Linked DNA regions of Homo sapiens: region 2 is linked to region 1. Evidence: chromatin loops called from intact Hi-C (ENCODE). Cell type or tissue: HCT116. All regions are shown on one strand. Each heading gives the region's core, and the rest is flanking DNA. Links, peaks and the distances in the headings are about the cores only. Region 1 holds the start of CCBE1 (collagen and calcium binding EGF domains 1). Region 2 has its middle 180 kb from the start of MC4R.

Evidence for each region. Peaks named below come from ENCODE experiments on the same cell type or tissue, not always from the same donor. Only the 100,000 strongest peaks of a DNase experiment are listed, where the experiment ranks them.
Region 2: it touches region 1 in a loop (3-fold over the local background); 3 of 110 quality-filtered maps call a loop at or near these places.

Annotation. Positions count from the first base shown.
Region 1 is chr18:59,693,282-59,701,732 of GRCh38, reverse strand. CCBE1 (collagen and calcium binding EGF domains 1) reads left to right here and starts at 4,310. Exons shown (of 11, transcript NM_133459.4): 1 at 4,310-4,521; 2 at 5,024-5,104. The coding sequence starts at 4,391. It also overlaps the pseudogene ACTBP3. In HCT116, for the core only: CTCF peaks have their summits at 4,076 and 4,287 (motif pointing left); DNase peaks (open chromatin) are centred at 4,052 and 4,322; H3K4me3 peaks cover 1,413 bases.
Region 2 is chr18:60,544,926-60,553,376 of GRCh38, reverse strand. No RefSeq gene overlaps it. Among named protein-coding and RNA genes, the nearest start is that of MC4R, 180 kb to the right of the region's middle. RefSeq lists an enhancer at 1-381. In HCT116, for the core only: a CTCF peak has its summit at 3,832; a DNase peak (open chromatin) is centred at 3,856; H3K4me3 peaks cover 274 bases.

The DNA of each region.
Region 1 (8,451 bases), core at 78-8,077:
TAGTGAAAAGGTAATATACACGCCCAAAAACCAGGGCTTTAACATCCATTTACTGTTTTAAAAACTTTTTTTTTTATTCTTCTTGCCTCAAACAGTCCCCCACAATGGTTTGGAGACTGGCACACTTTCACACCTTCCAAGATGTAACCCTAATTCTCTAAGCAGACCTGCCTATATACGTCAATCAAAACTGAAACTGAAGGAAAGGTATCAGGGCAATTCTTTGTTTTAGGGATATCTTATCGTATGCCTATCACTCACAGTACAATATGAACTTTACCCACACTTGTTGAGCTTTGTTTCACCTTACCTTACAGTTAGGTGACTGTTGCTATATTTCAGGGAGACCGGGGGAACAAACTGTCATTTTTTCCAAGCAATTTATAGGCTTTTCTTTTATGGTTACCTTGAATCTCATGACTGATCATGTAATTATCCTGAGTTGACTTCTGAGAATTTGAGAACCGACTTGTGATCTGCTTGAAACGTGGCCCAGGACTTTCTGCTTATACAGCCCTGCCAATTAACATAACATCAGCTTTATTTTACTGTTTGATCCTGATTTTTCCTTTGCCTTAATTTCTTTGTCTAATTTTGCCCTATACTACATACACTTTGTGTACATATGTACACACACACACACACACACACACAATAGTTTATTTTTTGTCAGCCACCACAAATCCTTTTTATAGGAAAATCTTTAAATGGTGAAATGAATTGTCCCAGTTGGTGGTGGTCTGTTCTTTATATTCTGATTTTCTTCAAATAAGATGTTGGAGTCCCTTAAAACTGAGAAGAGACAACTGATTTTATTTAGAAGCATATTCTCTGCCCTGTGTCCTGGTGTTTACTTTTCTTTTTTCCTTTCACTTTACTTTTGTACGCAGCCGTCTCTCTATTCTCCAGCCAGTCACCCCACCCCCAGGCAACATGCAGCAGTACTACTTAACAATACCTGGTCTACCAGGGATTCTAACCTATAACATAGTATGCACTAGAAAGCCCCAGACACAGCCCCACATCCCCAGGACACAGTAAATTGTATAACTATCTGCTCTCTGGTTTGTTTCAGGGAAACTGACAGATCTTTATGAAAAACTTTGCAGAGAGTGGTATGCTGAAAAGAAATAATCACATAATCACACACGGCCTCCCCCAAGGAGCATTTAGGGCCCTATCATTAATCTTTGTAACACTCCTATGAAAGAGGTGGATGGCATGTTCTCTCAGGCCAGTGTTTCATAGGTGAGGGGACAGGGCAGGCCTGGGCTTGCACATGGTCTAGAAGGGAGGAAAGAAAACTCAGCACCCTTGAGGCTCCCACCAGTCAGCCCCAGCACTGACATCTCCCATGCAGCCCGCAGCCTGGGCAATGCAGATTTTGTCTTTTACAGGAGTATTTAGCTTTTTGGGGGCAGGTATCCATATATGGCCATCCATAGCTCTTTCCGGCTTGGCAGTGCTCCCCGGACAAGCAACTCCTCACTGCACCCCATGCTGTCAGTAGCTGGCAGTAGGTTGAAATTACAGGCCTCTAGGCAAAGGTTTTTCAGAAGGTTTCGGCTCCAGATCACCTCTTACAGAAATGTATGAAATGCTCTGACCACCCACCGTTGGGATTTCCTCCCTGTGCAAACCTGAGCTGTTTGCTGGGCCCCAGCAACTTCTCTAACCCCTTATTCTCATAGGCACTCAGCACCAGGAGCTGAAAATAAAAAGGTGGCAAAGTCAGCTCTGATGCCAATCTTCTGCCACACAGCTGTGTATAATGGTTTTGCTGTTATCATTTTGCAGCCTGAATCACTTTCCCTGAAATGCTGCAGGTCTGCACTTGTGGCCTAGTAACTATTTAATGAAACTGATAATTAATCTCCTATACCACGCTCTGTTACTTGTAGAACTAACGTCCACAATGCAACAGTAGAAGAATAAAATGCGTAAAGATGAGAAAAAAGACAGCAAGTTGTCAAGATACAGTAATTGGTAAGGAATTAAAAATAGAACCTCCTACCAGATTACAAGATGGCCTCTCCCTTCCAAGATGGATATCAAACACTTTTTTGTCACAATCTGAAGAGATACAATTATCATAAGCCCCAGAAGGGGTTTCTTCCTCATGTGCTTAGTGAGGTCTGTCTTTAGGAACCCAAACAACTGTTATAAAGTGGATTCCTATATATCTAGGAAGTGAAAAGCTAGAAGGCTAGAAGGCAAAAACTTAAAGTTCTGTGCAATACAATAATTACGTTACAAGTAATAATGTTTACAGGGCACTCAACATATGCCAGGCATGATAAACAAAATGCTATAGAAGCATTGCTTCATTTAATACTCATAAAAATTGATGAGAGATATTTCCCCATTTTACAGATGAGAAAACAGAGTGTCAGAAGTAAATTGCTTCAGATCACTCCTCCAGGAAACCAAACAGCCTGAGTTTGAATCCAGTTTTTTCTGACCTCATGGTTTTTTTTTTCTGACCTCATGATGATCACTCTCCAGTTTTGCAACATCCTGAAATGTCTTCTGAATTATCAAATAAAAATTAACTCATTTGTGTTAAGTAGCAGTGTCATATTTTAATATCAAGTGGGTGGTCTTCCGAATATGTAAGTTTTGTAAAATAAGCCAACAAAAAACACACCTCACAGAACTAAGAAATCAGATGCTCAGATTGAAGGGATATTGTGGGAACCAAATAAAATCTTGAATATGAAAAATCTTAGGAAAAGACATAGCATTCTACGGAAGAATGACAATGTCATTGCTATCAAAAATATCAGTGTGGGCTGGCTGCTATGGCTCACGCCTGTAATCCCAGCACTTTGGGAGGCCGAGTTGGGCAGATCACTTGAGGCCAGGAGTTTAAGAGCAGCCTGGCCAACATGGTGAAACTCTGTCTCTACTAAAAATACAAAAATTAGCCGGGTGTGGAAGCATGCATCTGTAATCCCTGCTACTTGGGGTGCTGAGGCAGAAGAATCTCTTGAACCCGGCAGGCGGAGGTTGCAGTGAGCCAAGATCGAGACACTGCACTCCAGCCTGGGCGACAGAGTGAGACTCCGTCTCAAAAAAAAAAAAAAGTCAATGTGTATGTGATATGTGTGGTAATTCTCAGTTGACCAGCATATTCTGTATATCAAAATATGTGCTTACCTAACCAATTTACACACCGGTCACTTGTGAACAAGCCACCTTTTTACCTCGTTGTCCTGTGAGATGCAGAACCACGCATATTTTAGAGCTTAGGCATTAGAACTTTTCCTTTTTCAACTTATTTCTGGGCCACATCCACGTCCCCAGTTTCTCTGGAAAAGGCTGAGAAAACTCCTAAAGCGCAACAAAGTGTTAAGTTGCTGACACACGAATTACAATTAGGGTCACCGTCAAGGGAGCCGATTTACGGCCCCCCTCCTCCGTTTTCTTGTTACCTATCAACGCGGCTGCATACACTAGCAGGTAGCAGCACCTGTAATTAATTTGCCCCCACGTGTCTCATTTGATGGGGGGGGGCGTTTCCAGCTCTGATGTGCGCGGCGTGGAAACAGTATTAAAGCCGCTCAGGACAAGGAGATGTAAGGCTCCCAGAAAGACCTCCTTACTTGTTCCGAACTCGAGTTATGAAGAAGACAGCGCATGGTTTATTGACCAATGAAACAACCAGAGAACTTTCTTCTAAAGGTTTTAAGGAAGAGTGATTACACTATATAAATAGCGCTATTTCAGGTTTGAACAATTTGAGAGGCCCGTTGTAGCCTTTCAACTCCTCCTTCCTCACATAATCTAAGAGAAAAGAAGACTAAGATAGTTGCAAATCTCAGGGTAGGTCCTCACGGAGGAAAGACGAACACTGGCCTGACCCTGGGCTTTAGAAACCCATGGACAACAGGAAGGAAGCTTATTAACCCCTCTCTTCCCCCTCCCTCTTCTCCCCGGTGGAGAATCAGCTCCTCCTCCTCCCGGTCGTGAGACCCTGGTGCAAAATGCAAACAACCGCCCGCTTTCCCCACCCTGCGCGCTTCTCCCAGAGGAGGGAGAGGGAAGAGGCGAGGGCGCAGCCCCAAGCCGAGTCCAGCAAGTCTGTCAATCGGACGTGAACGTCCCGACGAGACAACTTGAACCTCAGGGCCCTCGCGCCAGCCGGACACCGCAGGTACCCCCTTTACCTGCTTCTCTGCTGGGTTTGCATCCGATACCCCAACTCCTAGCCTCATTTTCCCCCCAGCCCCATAATATTCCGGACCCCTGCTCCCCGTGCAGGTGGTGCAAACGCCCCTGCTCTCCGGCGCCCCCTGCCGGGAAGAGGGAAGGCGGCGGCGGCCGCGGAGGAGCAGGACGCTTGGTCCGGACGGAGCTCGGCGCTGGGAAGAAGCCGGGAGCTTCCCTGATGGTGCCGCCGCCTCCGAGCCGGGGAGGAGCTGCCAGGGGCCAGCTGGGCAGGAGCCTGGGTCCGCTGCTGCTGCTCCTGGCGTTGGGACACACGTGGACCTACAGAGAGGAGCCGGAGGACGGCGACAGGTAAGCGCTGCAAGCCCCAGCGGAGGGCGAGCTCCTGCTTGATGCGCGCCCGGCTCGCGGGGTGCGGGCGGTCCTCCCCGGCGCCCACTCCCACAGCGATCCGCACGCCCTCACTTCTCCGGGGATAAGGAGAGTGCTCAGCTGTCCTGGGCGACACTTCCCTCCGCTCCCGGGTATCAGCCTTTGCGCCCTGCCATCCGTGGGTCGCGTCAGGGATACCCTTCGCCCCGCGTTCCTGCCTCCCCCCGGGTGCCACACTGGCTGGCACAGCTCGTGAACCCCGCTTCCTTTCTCCTGGAGCTGGTTCGCTTCGTCGTGACCCTCGCGTGGCTCGTCCCTGTGGCCGGAGTCTGCCCCGCGTACGCGTTTGGGGACCAGCCCCTGCCCAGAGCGCCGGGACGGGGAGCCTGGCGATCCCCACGCGCCAGGGATTCCCCAGCGCGCGCTGCCCGCCTCCGCTCTCCCGCTGAGAATCGAACATTTCCTCTGCACTTTTTCATAGAGAAATCTGCTCAGAGAGCAAAATCGCGACGACTAAATACCCGTGTCTGAAGTCTTCAGGCGAGCTCACCACATGCTACAGGTAAGCCTGGGGGCTCTGCGGGCTGTTCGCCACTGCGCACCGGGGCTGGCTGGGGAGGCGGCGCTGTAAAGGAGGGGTTTGGAGACGCGCTTGGGACCGGAGCAGCTTTTACGCTGGAACCTGCTGGGTGCGTGCCGCGCGGTGCGAATCTTTGAGGGTTGGTTGGATCGGAGTCAGAGCAACACTGAGCAACTGACTTTGCGTCTAGGGTGTGTGCCCTGAGATCCTGAGGATGGTTGCCGCTCCCTGAAATACTTGTGTGGAAGTCTGTGAAGGAGATTGGATTGGATTTTGGGTGTAAACAGTGGGGCATAGCAAACACGGGTGGCTGCTTTCGTATTTGTGTTTTGTTTTGAAAGTACAGCGTCAACAAGGCAATTCTTGGCACTTGTCTGTCTTCTGACCTTCTGTTGGGGCAGAGTGTGGCTGTCACGGCCTCTGGACAAAAAAGTAGGGGGAGGATTGTGAGTGGTTGTGTTGAGTGAAAACAAAAAGATTGTTGGGGCAGAGGAAAAAAGTCTTTCTAAAAATGTGGGCCACAGATTCACCTGGGTATTTGTTAAATGAGTGACCCGGGTGCTTGTTAAAACTAAGCGTGGATGGGGCTAGGGAATCGGTAGTTATAAAATGTTCCCCAGGTGGTTCTTGTCTCTGAAAGGAGAGAACCACTGTTCTGCTTGCAGCCTTTTGGAGATGAGGGTTGATTTAGGTTTTTCACCATTGAATTCTTGGTTCTGTTCCAGTGCTCTCACTGGATAGGGGAACATGCACCCATAAACGTTTATTGGATATCTGCGTTTTAGAGGCGCTGTACAAGGTAATGTGATCATATGCCCACACCTGACTGTCTCTGGAGACTCACATGCTCTGTTCGGGTTGCCAGGATAAATACTGAGTAGTACAAGGTAACGCAGCAGTCCCTAGAAACGAACTTGAAAGAAAACAATGTTTTATTCCTTATAAGGTTGTAGCCTGTGAATCAATCATAGCGTTTCTTGCAGGTGAGAGCATTTCATATACCCAAAGGTTCAGACCAAGTGGTTCCACGGCTGTCAGTTTATGGGTGCAAAAGCACCATCAGTTACATCGCGTACTTCTGCTCTTAAATCTGTTGTTGGCAGTGAAGGGACAATAATCAGGCAAATCAAGTCACTCCTTGGGCTTAGGAAAGGCTCCTTTCTCTTGGCGTGTGCGGGGGGTGAATGCTGAACAAAATGAGAGAGGTAGTAGAGGAGAAAGGAGTATGTTCAATTGGCAGGTTAAGACTTAAAGAGGCTAACTGGGTGAGCAAGGTCACCGAGCTGGTGAAGTGACCTGGTGGTGCTGGCAGCAGGATTGCTTGCCTGGTTCCAGCCGTGTCTTTCATCCACACGACCACAGTGTTTCTTAGGACACATTGTTTTCCTATCAGCACAGTATAAAGCCTCGAATTTAACATGGGAAATGTCTCTGAGATGGTTTGCTCATTTTTTCAGTCCCTGAAGGTCGGACTTCACATAAATCAGTGACAGTTACAGAATGCATGTTAGATTTTCAGAAACCATTTGGTGCCTGATTGTTTGTTAATGCCATTACTGTCATCTTTTCCAGACTTCTTAAAGCAGTGTGGTGTTTCTTTTATACTCTTTGAACAGGAGACACTAGCAGCACCTTGGCATGTGTTTTCACTAATAGCTACTCAAATTGCTATGAGATCTCGCAAAAATGACATTTTATATCAAGGAGAATAAAGAACTTTGTTTAAAGGAATGGGAAACGATGCTTTCAGCTTGAAAGTGGTGTTGATCCTTGTGTATATGAAAAGATCTTAGATTTTGTTTTTAGATCTATTTTCTCTATGGAAGTCGAGAGTTCTCTGTATTCCGTTGGTCTTATCCTGTTTCTATAATCTACTCTTCTTGAATCCCAAGAATAGAGGATATTATTTTCCTTAGTTTGTGACTTGATTGTCCTAGCCCTTTATACCCTCACTACCTCAAGTATCATCTGGAAACCAGCCGCACAGCATGATTTTGGGAGCTTGTTGGAATCCTGGGCCTCTGCCCCCAGATCTCTTAAATCAGAATCTGTCTTAATGAGAGATGCATAAAATCTTGAAGCACTGCTGTAAGAAACCAGTGTCCTCATCCCCAGGACGCATGCAGACCTATTTAGACAGATCCTTAAAGGAGCATGGAGGCCTTTCAGTTGACCAAACAGTTAGCTCTCCTACCTCACTAAACTAAAGGTTAAACTAAAGTGAGATAAAGAACCAGCATTCCAGGAAGCCAGTCTTTAAAGGTTACTTTGAATTGAGCTGTAAGTAATACAGCATTACTGATGATGGAATGTTCTTTGACTGTATAGAATTCTCTTTACCAGGTGGCTGTTGGTGAATGGTTTTCAGCACAAGTGAAGGAACTCTGGAAGCCACTTCTGAACTTGAAGTGTGTTTAAAAATGACTTTAAAAAAGTTACTAGGCCGGGTGCGGTGGCTCATGCCTGTAATCCCAGCACTTTGGGAGGCGGAGGTGGGTGGGTCATGAGGTCAAGAGATCGAGACCATTCTGGCCAACATGATAAAACCCCGTCTCTACTAAAAATACAAAAATTAGCATGGTGTGGTGGCACACACCTGTAGTACCATCTACTTGGGAGGCTGAGGCAGGAGAATAGTTTGAAACCAGGAGGCGGAGGTTGCAGTGAGCTGAGATCTCGCCACTGCATTCCAGTCTGGTGACAGAGCAAGACTCTGTCTCAAAAAAAAAAAAAAAAAAAAAAAAAAGGCTTTCCTTTAACAAGAAATATTCTCGTGTGTAGGAAACACTAATAAAACAATTTTCACTGAGGCTGTGGAATAAACATCCTAATCAACCCTTGACTTCTTAATTAAGAATCTATTGTGCATCTATTACGAGCTCAGAAAAGTCCTAGAAAATGTTTGAGTATAAAACGATAAAATACAATCTCTGGTCTCAGTTTGCAGACTTGATTTTATATCCAGGACTTTGAAACTGTGAGCAATAAGCAATGGTGTATGATTGAGTTCAAAGTCATGTAGTTCATATGCTGTATTAGTGATGGGGAAGAGAGACAAGCAGCTAGAAATGGCTTTTGGGCAAAAGAAGATTTAACCATGTTCTTCAAAGTGGTTCTTTTTTTCCCCCTTTTTTAAAGTGTTCACTTTTTGTCAACTGGTCTCAAGTTGGTGTACAGTTAAGCCCTGGCTGCCTCCACCCACTCTCAGGGAGACCAAAAGCCTTCACACATCTCAAGTTGGGGGACAAAAAAGGGGGACCATGAAAGCTGGTCACAAATGAAACAAAGTTTTAAGGAGAAGATTTAAAAAATTTTGCATTACATAATTT
Region 2 (8,451 bases), core at 341-8,340, 850 kb before region 1:
CCTGCTCTGGCTGAGCCCAGGGCCTTTATGCACCTCAGAAGGGAGGAAGTGTGTGCAGATTGATCCATGGGCAGCCATAAGTGGGTCCAGAAGAGGTACCATGAGTTCCCACTCCAGTCCTTGGGACTGGAAGCCCAGCCCCAGTCTTCAGGCCCTCCCTGGCCTAAGGGTGGGGCCGTACTGGGGACTCTGCCCCCTTCTGCCCAGGACTCTGTCTGCCACCTGTTGCCATTCATGGCCCCGGGGCTTAGCCCCAACCCCACTCCGAAATCGGAGAGGATGCTGGGAGTGGAGAGAGGCCAGATAGTAGGATCCGATATGTAAGCCTGCAGGGACAGCAAGGGCCTTACTGGGGTGCCCGAAGGTGCAGGCTGCAGAGATGCCAGGGTCCTGCACCGGGGAGGACAGCCGCAGCTCCACCCAGGAGCTCCTACCCGGCCACCTTGGAAGATGCAGGGCTCCCACTTGTCCCCAGCTCCTGCCTGCTTCCTGGAGCAAGAGGCCCAGGTCTGCAGCTGAGGATGCCATGGCTGCAGCTGCACCCAGGAAGGCAGATCCTGCCTGTTCCCAGCTCCCCCAAGAGCACAGGGAGGCTCAGATCCACAGCTGTAATTTGGGCGGCTGTGGCCCCACCCAGGAAGGCAGGGCTCCTGCTTGCTGCATAGAGAAGGAAGCCTGGGTCTGCAGCTGCAGTTTGGGCAGCTGCATTGGCAGGGGAGCTCCTGTCCCAACTCAGAAGGGGCAGGGCTCCCAATGGCTCCATGGAGTGTGCAGCCCCAGCCGCGCTTTCCTGTTGCAGCTGTCATGATGGCAGCAGCCACTGCCATTGTCATCATCATTCACTCTTTTCTTAAAATACTTGAATTACTTAAATAGCTCCCTTAATAGACACATATGCATATCTTTCATTTCTGGGTCTATTTCTATTGACCTGTTTTTCTTTCAGCTTTGGGTTGTGTGTGTGTGTGTGTATATATATATAGAGAGAGAGAGAATATAATATATACAATATATATTTTAAAAATATTTATTTATATATTTTTTATTTATTTATATTTATTTATTTTATTTATTTATTTTTTTGAGACGGAGTCTTGCTCTTTCACCCTGGCTGGAGTGCAGTGGTGTGATCTCAGCTCACTGCAACCTCCGCCTCCCGGGTTCAAGCGATTCTCCTGCCTCAGCCTCCTGAGTAGCTGGGACTACAGGCGTGCCACCACACCCAGCTAATTTTTGTATTTTTAGTAGAGATGGGGTGTCACCATGTTGGTCAGGCTGGTCTTGAACTCCTGACCTTGTGATCTACCCACCTGGGCCTCCCAAAGTGCTGGTATTACAGGCATGAGCCACCACGCCCGGCCTGAGTTATATTTTTCTGTTTCCTAGGATGTCCAGTAATAATTGGATCCAAGATGTTCTGAATATTACATTTTTGTTTTCTTTACGGAATGTCTGGTTTTGTTTTTTTGGATCATTAATCTACTTGTGTATTAGTTTGATGCCTTTGGGATCTGTTTTTAAAGCTTTGGTAGGGCAGGTTTAGAGTAGCCATCGTTCTAAATATAATCAACACTATAACTAAATACTAAATGATCACTATGTATTCTCCACTTCAGCTGGTGGGACCTCAAATATTTCTCTACCCTGTGTGAGTTCTTTGTCTATCCTGGTGCAGTTTCAAGTTACGTATGTATGGCCTACTACTCCCAGAGAATTTATGCAGATTTCTTTATTTTTTTTTTCTGCTGAGCACCTCACTCTATCGTGAGACTCCTTGTCAAGATTTCTAGCTACCTCAGCTTCCCCAAACACTAATTTCCTTCTCTTTTATTTAGTGAAGTTTCTGAGCAATGTTTAAGTGCTTTCTTCCTATGTCTGCAATTCAGATCACCTCTAAGCAGGAAACCAAGCAAACCATAGGCTCACATTGCTTCCATTTTCTCCACAGTAATAGTCTGCACTTGCTTTTGTTAAATATGTATGTGGTTTCACATATTGTATCTTTACTTTTATTAATTTATATGTACAAGGTAAATAAAATATTTGATAATCTTTCATGGACAAAAGAATAAGTATTCAGGGTTAGATTTATACTTTAAAAAATTTTGAGAGTCATGTTATATTAGATTCCAATGGGAGAAATCTGATACTTTCACTTTCAGAGTATTTAATTAGTTCAACTCTTCAAAAAGCAGTAAATGAGACCGGGTGCCATGGCTCACGCCTGTAATCCCAGCACTTTGGGAGGCCAATGTGGGCACATCACAAGGTCAGGAGTTCAAGACCAGCTTGACCCATATGGTGAAACCCTGTGTCTACTAAAAATACAAAAATTAGCTGGGCATAGTGGCATGCACCTGTAGTCCCAGCTACTCTGGAGGTTGACACAGGAGAATCACTTGAACCTGGGAGTCGGAGGTTACAGTGAGCCGAGATCACACCACTGCACTCCAGCCTTGGAGACAGAGTGAGAGACTCCATGTCAAAAAAAAAAAAAAAAAAAAAAGGCAGTAAATGTTGGCATTTGTTTTTTTCTTTCCTTTTTAAAATCTATATGTCTCCAAAGAATTATTAAATGTTAAATCCAATGGTAAAATATTAAAAATAACAACCATTTATAATCTTAAGTTTTCCTCATATCGGTGTCCACTGCTTCCTGGCTTTTATCCTGTGGAGCAGAGAATAACAAAAATTATACTGAAATAATTCCACACTAATAGTCCTGATGTAACACTGAGTATTTCTATCTCCTCATCTCAGAATTGTCTTCTAACAGCATCCAATCTAAAGTGCCTACTCCCAACTATCCTAACCCCATCATTCTCTGTCATGCCACTATGTTTGAACTCCTCAGGACACTCAAAAGTATTGGAAAGTACAAAATCAATTTCATTCTTGATCTGTTGATTGTCTGGACACCCCCCTCTCACCTCCCCATGAGAGCTATGATGTTCTAAGCTTATTCACTTCTGTGGCTCCAGTTCCCAGAGAAGCAGTGATATATATTAAGCACTTAATAATAATAATCTGGAGTGAATCCATTATCTCTTTTTGTTTTCCTAAATTCATTTACGCCTCTGAACTGCTTCTGTAAGAATTGAAGGTTTTGCTATGAAAACAATGTCTCTAAAGCTGAGAAAAAAGTCTCACATCTAATGGAAACTGTTGATACATATAGATTCGGCCACAATGAAAATTCACCAAGTTCGGAACTAACTGAATTGGTTTTGCTTAACATGTCTCTTAATCACACATCAAAATCCTTTAAAATCAAAATATTTGAAGTACATTTGTTGTTAAAAAAATGGAGTCTGTCAAATGAAACAGCTATGTCACTTTTACTAGGAGAAATCATCCAGAAAAGAATGGTATTTCTAAATAGATTAAGATATTAAGTAATGAGTACTAATAGCAGCTGGCAACTGGAGAGTGACTTGGTTTCAGAGAGAAAGATTTTAATATCAGAGGAACCTTTCTGAAAATCTAGTTCCATTAGTTCTAAGCACATGACAAACTTTAGAGATTACATTTTTAAAGAAGAGAACTCCAATTGTTTTTGTAATTCAAATGCAGTTTTGGAAATATCTAAATAATATTTAAATGTAATGTATACACCTTAAAATTTTTCCAGGACCCTATTTATGACATTCATTTTCTTAGGAGACCAGAAAATATATTTATTTTAAAAGTATTACATATTCAGATTTACATAATTTAGATTAAAAGATTATATAACTACTTTTTTATTTTGAGAACAGTCATAAATCTAAGAACAATTTTGCCTTCTTCGTTTCAAATGCTGGAATTCTGCACAGAGAATGAGCCATAGAGGGCGCTATTGTATTTACAATCCTGTGTAAGAAGCTTACAGATGATGAAATTCAAGAAATTAACTCAGTAGAATCAGTTGCTTTCACTTTGTTTACTAGACTAGAAAAATCAAGTGTTTTTTGACAATTTGATATTCAAAACACTGTTTTTTCCTCTTACAGTGTATTTTAGGAAAATCAGATTATCACTTTTAAAGGGATTTTTTTTAACAGGATAGTGAAATAATAAAATTATTTTGTCATGAGAAAACCTGAAATCCACTTCCTTAGAAATTTTTAAGAATGAAATATGTTATTATTGCTACAGTCACCATGTTGTACAACAGGACTTTTGAATTTATTCCTCCCGTCTGAAATTTTGTACCCTTTGATCAACACATTCAAATCTCCCCTCTTTTTTTTTTTTTTTTTTTTTTTGAGACAGTCTCACTCTGTCTCCCAGGCTGAAGTGCAGTGGCGCGATCTCGGCTCACTGCAACCTCCGCCTCCCAGGTTCAAGCGATTCTCCTGCCTCAGCCTCCCGAGTAGCTGGGATTACAGGAGCATGTCACCACGCCCAGCTAATGTTTGTATTTTTAGTAGAGATGGGTTTCACCATGTTGGCCAGGATAGTCTTGATCTCTTGACCTCTTGATCTGCCTGCCTCGGCCTCCCGAAGTGCTCAGATTACAGGCGTGAGGCCTGCGCCCGGCACTCCCCTCTCTTTTTGAAGCCACTGATAACCACCATTCCATTATCTGCTTCTATGCCTTTTTAAGGTGAAAAATGATAGGCATGTGCAGTAACGCATATGTTAATTAGCTTGATTTAGCCATTTCACAATGTATTTATATTTTTAAACATGTTGTAAATAATATATATAATTTTTATTTGTCAACTAGAAAATAATAAAAACTGTATAAAAAACAAATTATTAACACAATCAGTAGGCGAGATTTATAAAGAGTTTGGTGATATACATTTTTCCATTCTGGGGATGGCATGTATTGGCCTCAATTTGTTCATAATACTCATTTTTTGATGCAGATATTTGAAATCTAGTGTCCTCCTTTGAATGAGATGAGTGTTCTTAACTCTGTTCCTTCTCAAGTCAAAATTCTACCAAACTATTAATATTCAGCACAAATTCCCAATCGCTCCCAGTCATCTGGTACCTATAAACTACAGCTTCTCTCTTGCTCCACTGAAATCAATCATTTCTCTTTTATTTCTCCCACAGAGCATGTTCTATCATCCTCTACAGTTATTTGTGAGGATGTGTCAACCTCTTGCCAGACACCTGAGAGCTACACTCATGTAGGCTAAGTCCAAAAGCCCCAGAACCCAGACCAGTTTTTCTTTATCTCAGGCTTAGGTAAAATCCCTTCCCTTGGGAGACCGAGGCCGGCGGATCACGAGGTCAGGAGATCAAGACTATCCTGGCCAACATGGTGAAACCCCGTCTCTACTGAAAATACAAAAATTAGCTGGGCGTGGTGGCACTTGCCTGTAGTCCCAGCTACTCGGGAGGCTGAGGCAGGAGAATCGCTTGAACCAGGGAGTCAGAGGGTGCAGTGAGCCGAGATCACGCCATTGAGCCACTGCACTCCAGCCTGGCGACAGAGTGAGACTCCGTCTAAAAAATGGAAAAAAAAAAAAAATCCCTTCCCAATCAAAGGCACAAGCCCAGGAGGAAATAGACACACTTAGTAAAGTGGAACAGGAACAGAATTCGTACATTTCTGTTTTTGGCACCCCTTACTCTTCCTCTGTGATCACACCTGGTGACAGTCTCTTCTCTCATCAGGTAAGTGGCCTCGTACCCTGGAAATTTACCTGGGAAGGTCCTCTTTAAGTAAGACAAATATTTCACCTTTTATTTAAACACTTTGAGAATGAAAGGGACACTATTAAAAACTATGACAGGCATAAACCAGAACTGTCCTGGACATGCAAGATGTATGGTCATCCCATTTAATGTAAAACTATAAATCTTAAATATAGCCTTATTAGCCTTTACAAATAGTAACTCAGAATCAATCCTTGGAAGAGGAAGCCTTAAGAGTCAGACAGAAATGAGTTAGAACTCATTTCTACTACTCATGGCCTGTGAAATAATTTAAAACTTTCCTAGAGCAGTTATCTCATCTCCAAAATGTGGACTGTATCATCCTCCTGAGAATAAACTCCAAGGTCATTGTGAACACTAAACTTGTTCATTTAAGTGAAAGTAACTGGTACATAGTATACGTGTGATAAAACTTAGTGCCATTTCCTGTTACTCTTTTTCATGCCACATTTTCTGTTCCCAAGTAACTAGATTTTTCTTACGCATTGTTGTTCATTTTTACAGTTTTTGGGAAATAGCATAGTATCTATCAGCACTCAAAATGTATACAATTACTATAGTTATTTCTATTCTACAGATTTTTTATTCTTGGATTCCATGAGAGATTGTTGTTGCTCCTGCCTGGTTTTTATAGTTCAAACTGGGCTTACGCATTCTTTCTGTTTCTTTGTACTCTAAAGAATATTTGCAGTTAAAAATATCTAGGGACATAATGCCTTTCCACTGTGCAAAATCTATAGGGCATCTGTTACAAATGTTTCTAGTGGCAAGAAATGAGAAACACCTCCTCATCCAGCAAGTGAAATTGGTTACATAATTAGTGGTAGCTCAATTATCATTTAATATTACATAATTTTTAAAAAGGAATCATTTAAAAATACACCATGTACATCACTCTCGTTAATATTAGCGATATGAAAGACAAAAAAAAAGTTGTACTCTAAGCATTTCGAGTAAGAGATATCTTTGAAAACAGAAAGGAAATACAAAAGAAAATAAGTGCTTTTTTTTTTTCCTTTCTGAGACAAAGTCTCGCTCTGTGGTACAGGCTGGAGTGCAGTGGCATGATCTCGCCTCACTGCAACCTCTGCTTCCTGGGTTCAAGTGATTCTTGTGCCTCAGCCTCCCGAGTAGCTAGGATTACAGGCGCCCACTACTACACCCAGGCAATTTTTGTATTTTAGTAAAGACGGGGTTTCACCATGTTGGCCAGACTGGTCTCTAACTCCTGACCTCAGGTGATCCGCCCTCCTTGGCCTCCCAAAGTGCTGGGATTACAGGTGTGAGCCCACACGCCAGACTGAAAATGAGTGCATTTTAATGAAAATAGAAGAAATTGTTTATTTAGAAATCAAACAGCAAATTCCAAGGAGGTGAAATTATAGAGAGAATACTCTTTTTATAGATTTCAATATTGGTTAAACTACAAAAACAACATAACCTACATGTATAATTTTAGAAATTAAGGAAAAGTCCACATGTGAAAATTATAACATTTTATTTATAAAATTTAATTTTGATAACAAAATGTTATAAACCAAGCATTATCTGATTTTTATATTTTTAAATATTTTTACTTAAGTGCATGTACGTTGAATTGTAAAATAAATGAAAAAAAATGGCTACTTACCTTCTCTTTGTTTATTGAAATGTTGCCATTTAAAGTTAAATTTATGTATTCTAAAGATTATTGTATATTTAATCTTAAACAATGTATTTGTATTATTTGAAATTCCGCAGTTTTTTTCTGGATATTTTCTATCACATATTTCCATTAATTAAATATACTTAACACTTTATGATTCTAATGAAAATTATAAATCCATTTTTTGGCATAAGACAAAAAAACTGCTTGTCTCATTCAAACTAAGAAACTGCACAAAAGAGGTGATTTCTATTCTTTGCCCTTCTTTTTCTTTTTTGTTAAATCTATTTTACATACTAATTAGAGTTTCCAGAGACATAATTATATTTTCCTGAGGTGGATAATCATGATAAAATATTGCATTCAGCATTTACAATCATTATGGAATCTTCAAAATCCAAGTTCTACAAAATATTAGAAAACAAAACTTAGGCTCAAAACTAAATTTAGCATGAAATGATTTCGTAATCATAGAATATAAACCTGCATGAATCAAATAAGAAAATTATATTTCAGTGAGCTTCACTTTTCTGGCAACCTCTTATTACCAAAATTCCCACAAACCATATTTTCCATCTTAAGAATGCAATATTTTCAACTGGGGGAACAATAATTAGACATCACTTTTCTTAATGACCTACTCAGTTCTAAGCAGTACTAGGGATTTTTTAACCAGAATGTTTCAGAGTGAAAATGAGATTGGAGACTATTGGGGACTAACTTGGATTGGGCATACACACACACACACACACACACACACACACACACACACACACACACATCAATTCAGTGAATTCATGCACTGCATTCAGCATGTTTACATTTCAGGACCTTCAGTAATGACACTTCATTTTCCTAACATCAATGTTCACTTCATCAGGAACATACTGACCAATTAAAATGTCCATCTCATGTAACTCCACTTTTCTAAATCCTCAAACACAAGAGATCAATTCTTTCTTAAGCGAACTTAGTTTATCAATCCCAATGTCTTGTAATTTTTAATTTTAATGACTATTTCCCTTATTAGATTGCTAGAATTATAAGAGATATATTTTTAAAAATATCTTAGTGTCAAATAGATTAGTTTGGGTGACTACAACCCTCAAAGGAGCAGGGAGAGACATATACGCCAGGAGAGAGAGATA